2 separate regions of the Homo sapiens genome follow, and region 1 is linked to region 2. The links are chromatin loops, found by intact Hi-C in ENCODE. Cell type or tissue: natural killer cell. All regions are shown on one strand. Links, peaks and the distances in the headings refer to the core of each region. The heading gives the core; the rest is flanking DNA.

The links. Peaks named below come from ENCODE experiments on the same cell type or tissue, not always from the same donor. Only the 100,000 strongest peaks of a DNase experiment are listed, where the experiment ranks them.
Region 1: it touches region 2 in a loop (2.4-fold over the local background); 26 of 110 quality-filtered maps call a loop at or near these places.

What each region holds. Positions count from the first base shown.
Region 1 is chr12:6,569,507-6,572,018 of GRCh38, reverse strand. It overlaps CHD4 (chromodomain helicase DNA binding protein 4), which reads left to right. Exons shown (of 40, transcript NM_001273.5): 39 at 987-1,150; 40 at 1,326-1,937. The coding sequence ends at 1,343. CHD4-AS1 (CHD4 antisense RNA 1) reads right to left here. Exons shown (of 3, transcript NR_199067.1): 1 at 2,489-2,512. Among named protein-coding and RNA genes, the nearest start is that of CHD4-AS1, 2.4 kb to the right of the region's middle. RefSeq lists an enhancer at 1,422-1,716. In natural killer cell, for the core only: CTCF peaks have their summits at 1,335 and 1,548 (motif pointing left); a DNase peak (open chromatin) is centred at 1,548.
Region 2 is chr12:6,681,702-6,688,105 of GRCh38, reverse strand. The region is part of intron 2 of ZNF384 (zinc finger protein 384); the gene reads left to right. Among named protein-coding and RNA genes, the nearest start is that of ZNF384, 4.5 kb to the left of the region's middle. In natural killer cell, for the core only: a CTCF peak has its summit at 3,255 (motif pointing right); a DNase peak (open chromatin) is centred at 3,275.

The DNA of each region.
Region 1 (2,512 bases), core at 1-2,500, 110 kb after region 2:
GAGTAGCTGGGACTACAGGCATGCCCGGCTAATTTTGGGTTTTTTTGTTTGTTTTTTGAGATGGAGTTTTGCTCTTGTTGCCCAGGCTGGAGAGCAATGGCGCGATCTCAGTTCACCACAATCTCCGCCTCCCGGGTTCAAGCGATTCTCCTGCCTCAGCTTCCCAAGTTGCTGGGATTACAGGCGCCTGCCACCATGCCCAGCTAATTTTTTGTATTTTTAGTAGAGATGGGGTTTCACCATGTTGGCCAGGCTGGTCTTGAACTCCTGATCTCAGGTGATCCACCGCCTCTGCCTCCCAAAGTGCTGGGATTATAGGCATGAGCCACTGCGCCCCAGCTAATTTTGTATTTTTAGTAGAGATGGGGTTTCTCCATGTTGGTTAGCCTAGTCTTGTACTCCCGACCTCAGGTGACCCGCCTGCCTTGGCCTCCCAAAGTGCTGGGATTACAGGTGTGAGCCACTGCACCCGGCCACCTCTTTTAACTTTAAACATATTCAGGTTCTTGAGATGGAAAGCAAAGCAGAATAATACAGTGTCATTTGCGATACTTTAGAGGTAACTTCAGGTGATAAAAGATCCCTTCAAATTCTAGACCCCTTTCAACATTTTGTTTCTAATTAAAGTAAAAGGTTATGAGGAGGCGGAGGGTGAAATAAGGAAAAGAATGCTGTTATAATGGAGGTGGGGAGACAGATTCTGAAGGTAGAGAAGAGAAAAAACGAATAAGCTCAAGAAGAGGAAATACAATAATAGTAAGGGATAGTGAAGGTTTAGGTGACTTTAAAAAGCACAAAATCATGGACAGTTGGAACTGGAATATGAGGAGTAGGAATTTGAACATGGTGGAGGTCAGGTCAGATGACAGAAGACAATACATCACAGTTACTTGGTCACTGAGAAGTGATGGGGGGCTGGTCCACTAGGGTAGAGGGAGCTCAGTCTGGGCCACCACAGCTCACCACCTCTTTTTCTCCCTATGCAGTTCTGAAACAGCTGGAAGAACTGCTGAGTGACATGAAAGCTGATGTGACTCGACTCCCAGCTACCATTGCCCGAATTCCCCCAGTTGCTGTGAGGTTACAGATGTCAGAGCGTAACATTCTCAGCCGCCTGGCAAACCGGGCACCCGAACCTACCCCACAGCAGGTAGGACCATTTTCTTCTTGACACCACCTCTTCCTGCAGAACCATTCTGGAGCTTGTAACTTTGCTGTATGTCCCTAGCTTTACATACTGGGTGGGTGGCCTATCAGTGAATTCCCTTGAGATTGGGTGGATTCCTATCATCTGGAATTCTGACTCCTCGGGTCTCCTTCTCTAGGTAGCCCAGCAGCAGTGAAGATGCAGACTGATACCACCTCCACCGCTGAGCAGTGACCTTCCTCACTTTCTCTTGTCCCAGCTTCTCCCCTGGGGGCCTGAGAGACCCTCACCTTCCTTCTGCCCATCTTCCATGTTGTAAAGGAACAGCCCCAGTGCACTGGGGGAGGGGAGGGAGTGAGGGGCAGTGGTGCCCTTCCTGCAGAAGAGACATGCAGCAGTAGCGCTGGCGCCATCTGCAGGAGCTGGCGGGCTGGCCTTCTGGACCCTGGCTTCTCCCCACTGTAACGCCTGTTACACACAAACTGTTGTGGGTTCCTGCCAGGCTTGAAGAAAATGATCTGAATTTTTTCCTCCTTTTGGTTTTATTTTGTTGGTTTATTTTGTGTTTTCTTTTCTCCTTTTTGGGGGGTATTCAGAGTGGGCTGGGCCCCTGGGCGAGACACAGCTACCTCTGTTGGCATCTTTTTAATACCAGGAACCCAGCGGCTCTAGCCACTGAGCGGCTAAATGAAATAAAGTGGAAAAAAAAAAAAAGGAAAAAACCAAAAGCATAAAAAACCACAGCAAATTTCTTGATGAAAATTGAAAATAAAAGTTTCCTTGTATTTTAGTGCTCTGGTTCAGTGTGGGTGTAGGTGCAGGTGGATGAGTGTGTGCGGCAGGAGCCTGGCACCTGTATAGTTGAAAATTAAGGGCTACGTGGTGTCCTGATACCCCACTGAGTAACTGGGTTCTGTGTGTGGGTGCAGTATGTGCCTTGCCAACGTTGACTTCCACCTGTGGAAAATGAGAGGCTGCAAAACTGCGGGCACCGCCGCTTAATGGCTCTGTGACCTTGAGCAAGTTGTTTAACTTTGGTGGGATGCAGATATCTCATGTATACCTCATACGGTTGTCAAGTTAAACCAGTGAAGTACATGGAACGGTTTTAACACCTAACCACTACCTTAATGTTAGTTTCTAGGAAGGCTGAGGGGGGTTTTCTTGCTAAGTTGTGCAAAATTGGGATGCAATTTGTGGAAGAACACAGCCTCAATCCCACACCCCCGGAGGCCCGACCTAACGTCCTCCAACCTTGAAACCCTTGTAGTTCACCCCTTCTCATGTCCCAGACCAGGTCAGCCTTGCAACCCGTTGTTTCCCAACTAATTGTAGACCCACCTGAAAGCGAGTTCCGGCGAAGAG
Region 2 (6,404 bases), core at 2,291-4,790:
TGGGGCGTGTGTGTGTTTCACAATGTGATAGAATACTTAAAGTAATAGCAATTGTAATGCTGAGATTGTTGTGGAGAGAAATCAGTTTTTTTCTATTATCTCTTGAGGGTCAGGAAGTTTTTGTGTAAAAAGTTGGCGCTATCCCCCATCACTTTCCATTCCTACTAATGCTCATCAGGAATGAAATATGAAATGCTCAGGTGAAGCCACTGAATAGTGTTGCCTTGTGTCCAAAGGGGAAATCTTTATTCTGCTTTGGGACACAAAGACCCTAAATGCCAATATAGTCCTTATGGAATTGCTTTCCTGTGTCTGGAACAAGCAGAGCTGAGTTTAGAATGGAGTTCCTATCCCAAATAGTCCAGTGGAGTGTTAGAAGTGGGTCTGTGGAGTGATTAGAATCTGTGACACAGGGTTATTTGAATTTGGTATGGCAAGATGAAATTTTCAGGGGAAAAAAAAAACTGCTTCATGGTTAGTCTGGAGTGAAGTGGATAAAACTGTACGGAGTAGACTCCAGAAGTAGGTCTGGAAGAGTTTCGGGTAGCCTGAAAATGACAGTGAGTGGACCTAAAGAGTTTGAGTTCAGAACTTATGATCCCAGAGGTTGGTTTATAAAATGCCCTGTGGGTTTCTGAGCCAAGTTGTTGATTAAATATTGGGTACATATCTCTTCTTCTCCAGTCTTATTTATTTATTTTGGCCTCACATTCCCCAGATCCATCATTTATAGTGGAACAGACAGGGCAAGGAGAACCACCGTGCCGTCCCTCCCACAGGATGCAGGGTAAAGTGGTCCGGTGGTGCCCAGGCTAGAAGCTGTTGGCCCAGGTTGCCAGCTGTGTGGTGGTAGCAGTCCTGTTTAGTTTGTTTGTGTATGGTGTGATGATGTTTCCCAGTAACATTGGGGTGCATTTGTTCTGAGTTACTTGTACTTGGAAGAGTTTATGGATACTGGCGGGAAAGCGTCACATCCTACTGGGATGGCCCTTCTTGAATGTCTTTAGACCCTGAGAGAAAGAGATTTTGTTTCCTTTTGGAGAAACAAAAAAAACTTTCTCTGTGTTTCTTCATTTCAAGTCTTGAGCTAAGGTAACCTTTCTGCAGTTGTGTGTTTTGGAATGGTTTCTCAATAGCGTCTTAAGTTCTTTCTGTAGTTGAATTCAAGTTGATTGTTTTTTTCCATCTTTTTCTTGTTGATGCTACTTGTAGATGATTTCTAAACCGGAGGCTATAGATTTGTTACTTTTGGGTAGTTCCTTTGTAATTATGTAGTCCTTATGTAATTTTCACTAATTGTCGCTAATAGTCCTCATCTTGTGGAAGTGTTTCTGTAACTCTTCTTTTCAGGAGCACTTGGGGCATTTCATTCTTTCTCTTTTTTGTGCTGCCTTTATCTCATCACCATATGCCTTACAAACTTATTTATACAGGCCTCATCCTCTTCCATCCTCCATCCTGATAGAAACCTAGTAAAATGGTTAATTCATCCACTTAAATAGTTAAGAGTCATCCACTGATATAGGACCTAGAATTAGAATTCACAAGTCTTGGCCGGGCACGGTGGCTTACGCCTGTAATCTCAGCACTTTGGGAGGCTGAGGAGAGCGGATCACCTGAGGTCAGAAGTTCAAGACCAGCCTGGCCAACATAGCAAAATCCCGTCTCTACTAGAAATACAAAAATTATCCAGATGTGTTGGCAAGCGCCTGTAATCCCAGCTACTTGGGAGGCTGAGGCAGGAGAATTGCTTGAACCCAGGAGGTGGAGGTTGCAGTGAGCTGAGATCACGCCATTACACTTCAGCCTGGGCAACAAAATGAGACTCTGTCTCATAAAAAAAGAATTCAGAAGTCTTGATTCCCAAGGCCATTCTCTAGCTACTGAACTTGATGAGTGTATTTCATGGTTTTCTAAGGGTTGGTTGTGTTAAGGGAATGCTGTTTTCTTGGGGAAAGAAAATCATGCTTTATTTGAAAAAACAACAGTAAAAAAACAATTAGTGGGTTCTGGGAAAGAGATGGTGGTCTTCACCATATCTGCCAAAAACACCTGCTGGAGGCCATGTCATCTTTATCCCTGGATGGTTGGTAGCATTACGGAAGGATGTGGTCAGATAGACAAAGCTCTGGGCCAAGAGTTCAAGTCCTACCGTGTTTCACGACTATTATTAATACTTGATAGTGTCTCTCTTCTTTATCTCCTGAGGGCTTCTGAGATTTGAGATTGGAGAAGGAATATGTAGTTCCTTGTGTCTCTTAAGAGAAAATTACTCTCCAACTTAATTAGAGTAAACCTGCCTTCTTTTTTTTTTTTTTTTTTTTTTTTTGAGACTGAGTCTCGCTCTGTCGCCCAGGCTGGAGTGCAGTGGTCTGATCTCCTTTCACTGCAACCTCCACTCCACCTCCCAGGTTCAGGCAATTCCCTGTCTCAGCCTCCTGAGTAGTTGGGATTACAGGCGCATGCCACCATGCCCAGCTAATTTTTTGTATTTTAGTAGAGATGGGATTTCACCATGTTGCCCAGGCTGGTCTTGAACTCCTAAGCTCAGGCAGTCCACCTGCCTCGGCCTCCCAAAGTGCTAGGATTACAGGTGTGAGCCACCTCGCCCAGCAGTAAACCTCCCTTCCTATTAACAGAACAGTTGAGGCTTGGTGCAATAGTAAAGTTGATATGAGAACCCAGATTTTCAGCCTGCCAGCATTTTTCTTTCCACCAAATTATATCTTTCCTTCTCTTCTGTTTTTTCTTTCCTTTCTATTTCTTTTTCTTTTTTTCTTTTTGAGACAGGGTCTCACTCTTTTGGCCAGACTGGAGTGCAGTGGCGTGATAATGGCTGACTGCAGCCTCGACTTCCTGGGCTCAAGCAATCCTCCTGCCTCAGCCTCCCAAGTAACTGGGACTACAGGTGTGAGCCACCATGCCCGGCTACTTTTTTAATTTTTTGTAGATACAGGGTCTCCCTATTTTGCCCAGACTGTTCTTGAATTCCTGGGCTCAAGTGATTCTCTTACTTTGGCCTCCCAAAGTACTTTCTTTAAATATATAGGCATAATCATTAAAATTGGCACTCTCTGTGTAGACATGAGTTTTCTGTGTAACATCAGTGGGCTTCTTTGGGTGATAAGAATGTTGATATGTGCCTGATTGAATGTTGGGATGATTTGGAGAAATTTCCTCCACGAAAGATAGAGTAAGCGGTAAAACAGACAGTAAGCAGATATTTGAGTGATCTGGCCCCAGAACGCCCTGTTACACAACTCTAGGGGGCGCCATTTACATTGTATTCTAGCAATAGTTTTGATTCTTAGCTCTCCATTGATCTCATTTCAGGAGTACAAAGATGAAGTCAGCCTCATCAGTAGCACAGTGGCATAGCATTTCTCAGGTGTCATTTTGCTGGTAAAGGTTGCTTATAGTTGGATGAGCAGTTCTCTCTGTGGTCTCCCTTTTGGGCTGACCTATTTATCGGAAGCTGGTAACGCATATGTAGTGTCTTGTCCTTGGACCAGACACACCAGTTTATTGGATGCAATAAACTAGGCATCCAAGTAAGTGGAGGGGCTTTTTATTTATTTTCCTTTGTAAAGTCCGGCCTCTTTATTCAGGCTCTGTCATCCTAAAGTAAGTTATCTTGGTAGCTAAGTGAGGTTTCACAGAATAAGGAATATGACCTTGAACTGCATGTCATTTTGCTGTTATCAAAAACTTCAATTTTGAAAACATTTTTTGAGAACTAGCTGGAAAATAGTTCATTCCTGGAAATATTCTAAATTTTATTTCCTGGATCAAGCCATAACATCAGAAAGTGTGTACTACAGTTATATGGTTTTGGTTCCTTGTAGAACCCCTTTCCTTAACTTGCCCTTTGGTGCCTGGATTCACATTCCTGCTTTGCTATTTACTGTTGGACTCTGTGCCTCCAGTTTCCTCATTTCAAATGGGAATTACAGTACCTACCTCATTGTTGCAGGGACTAAATGATGTAGTAGTTGTAAAGTGCTTAGAACACTACCTTGAACACAATAAGTGCTTAATAAGTTTTAATGATAATGATAGTGGTGATATTGTCCACCAGTTTTTTTTTTTGAGACGGATTCTCACTCTGTTGCCCAGGCTCGAGTGCAGTGGTGCGATCTTGGCACACTGCAACCTCCACCTCCCAGGTTCAGGTGATTCTCCTTTCTCAGCCTCCTGAATAGCTGGGACTACAGGCGTGCGCCACCATGCCTGGCTAATATTTGTACTTTCAGTAGAGACAAGGTTTCACCATCTTGGCCAGACTGGTCTTGAACTTCTGACCTTGTGATCCACCTGCCTTGGCCTCCCAAAGTGCTGGGATTGCAGGCATGAGCCACCGTGCTCAGCCTCCTCCTTCCTACGTTTTCACATCCATAGTGCATTTACTTTACTTCCTTGATTCTTTTTTTTTTTTTTTTTTTTTGAGACAGGGTCTTGCTCTGTCACCCAGGCTGGACTGTGGTGGTGCAATCTCGACTTACTGCACTCAGGTGATTCTCCTGCCTCAGCCTCCCAAGTAGCTGGGACTACAGGTGTGTGCCACCACACCTTGCTAATTTTTGTATTTTTATTAGAGATGGGGTTTTGCCGTGTTGGCCAGGGTGATCTTGAACTCCTGAGCTCAAGTGACCCACCTACCTCGCCCTCCCAAAGTGTTAGGATTACAGGCATGAGCCACCACACCCAGCCAACTTCCTTGATTCTTTTGGGAAAATTATACATTGGCCCTTTCTTTCGTTTATTCTCCCTCCTAATTATTATTTTTAATCTTTTTTATTTTATTTTATTTTTTTTTTGAGACAGTCTTGCTCTGTTGCCCAGGCTGCAGTGCAGTGGTTAGATCTCGGCTCGCTGCAACCTCCACCTCCTGGGTTCAAGCAATTCTCCTGCCGCAGCCTCCTGAGTAGCTGGGATTACAGGCGTGTGCCACCATGCCTGGCTAATTTTTGTATTTTTAGTAGAGATGGGGTTTCACCATGTTGACCAGGCTGGTCTCAAAGTCCTGACCTCAAGTGATCCACCTGCCTCAGCCTCCCAAAGTGCAGGAATTACAGGCATGAGCCACCACACCCATTCTCTCCATCTTAATTCTCTACTTAATTCCCACCATTTATCACCACTCTTATCTCTTGTCTGTCATTTCTTTCCACTAGAAGGTTAGACAGGGATTATGCATTGAGACTTGAACCCCTAGCATTGTCTGCAAAATCTATATGTAGGTAGTCTACCGTTGTTCAATTCATTAAATATGTAATTGTGTCTTAGGTGATAAAGTCGTATGTTGGGGATATTTGTAAGATACAGATGTAAAAGATGTGATTGCTCCTTCCCAAAAAGTTTGGCAAGATTGAATTCTCTTAAACTGTGATCTGATTGTATCTTGATTCTGTTGCCTGAAAACGTGAGACTCCCATCTTTGCTTTGTTTTGTTTTTTGTTTGTTTTTGAGACAGGGTTTCTCTCTGTTACCCAGACTGGACTGCAATCTCTACTGACTTCAGCCTCTGCCTCTCGGGCTTAAATGATTCTCCTGCCTTAGCCTCCCAAGTAGCTGGGATTACATGCACCTGCCACCATGCCTGGCAAATGTTTGTATTTTTTGTAGAGATAGGGTTTCACCATGTTGCCTATGCTGGTGGACTCAAGCAATCTGTCCACCTCAGCCTCTCAAAGCGCTGGGATTACACACATGAGCCACCGCAACTTGCATGTTTTGTTTTGTTTTGTTTTGTTTTGTTTTGTTTTGTTTTGTTTTGTTTTGTTTTGGAGTTGGGGTCTTGCTCTGTTACCCAGGTTAGAGTACAGTAGTGTGTTCATAGCTCACTGCAGTCTTGAACTCCTGGGCTCAAGCAGTTTTCCCACCTCAGCCTTCCAAATACCTAGGATTATGGGTATGCACGACCGCACTCACCTCTTTTTTTTTCTTTTTCTTTTTTTTTTTTCAATTTTTTTTTTTTTAGAGACACGGTCTCAAATATATTGCTTAGCCTGGTCTCAAACTCCAGACCTCAAGTGATCCTCCTGCGTAGGCCTGCCAAAGTGTTGAGATTACAAGCATGAGCCACCACACTCAGCCGTAAGACCCCTTTGTAAAGCTATGGCTGGAAGGACCAAGTTAGTACCTGTATCAGATACTGATTAGTTTTATTGTGTTTTATAACTCAGAAAACAGAATTGATGTATACTTGATCTTTGGTCATTTAATAGCGAGCCTGTTTATGTGAAGCTGTTGTAGTCACAGATTTGGTACATTGCACCCTCGCTACTTTTTAAAAAGGCTGAAATACAGTTTTTCCCTTTATAGATTTTATGAAAATTGGGGGTGCTGTTTAATAGAACAAAAAAAGTGATGTTTTCTATAAAAGGATAAGGAACAGAGTTATG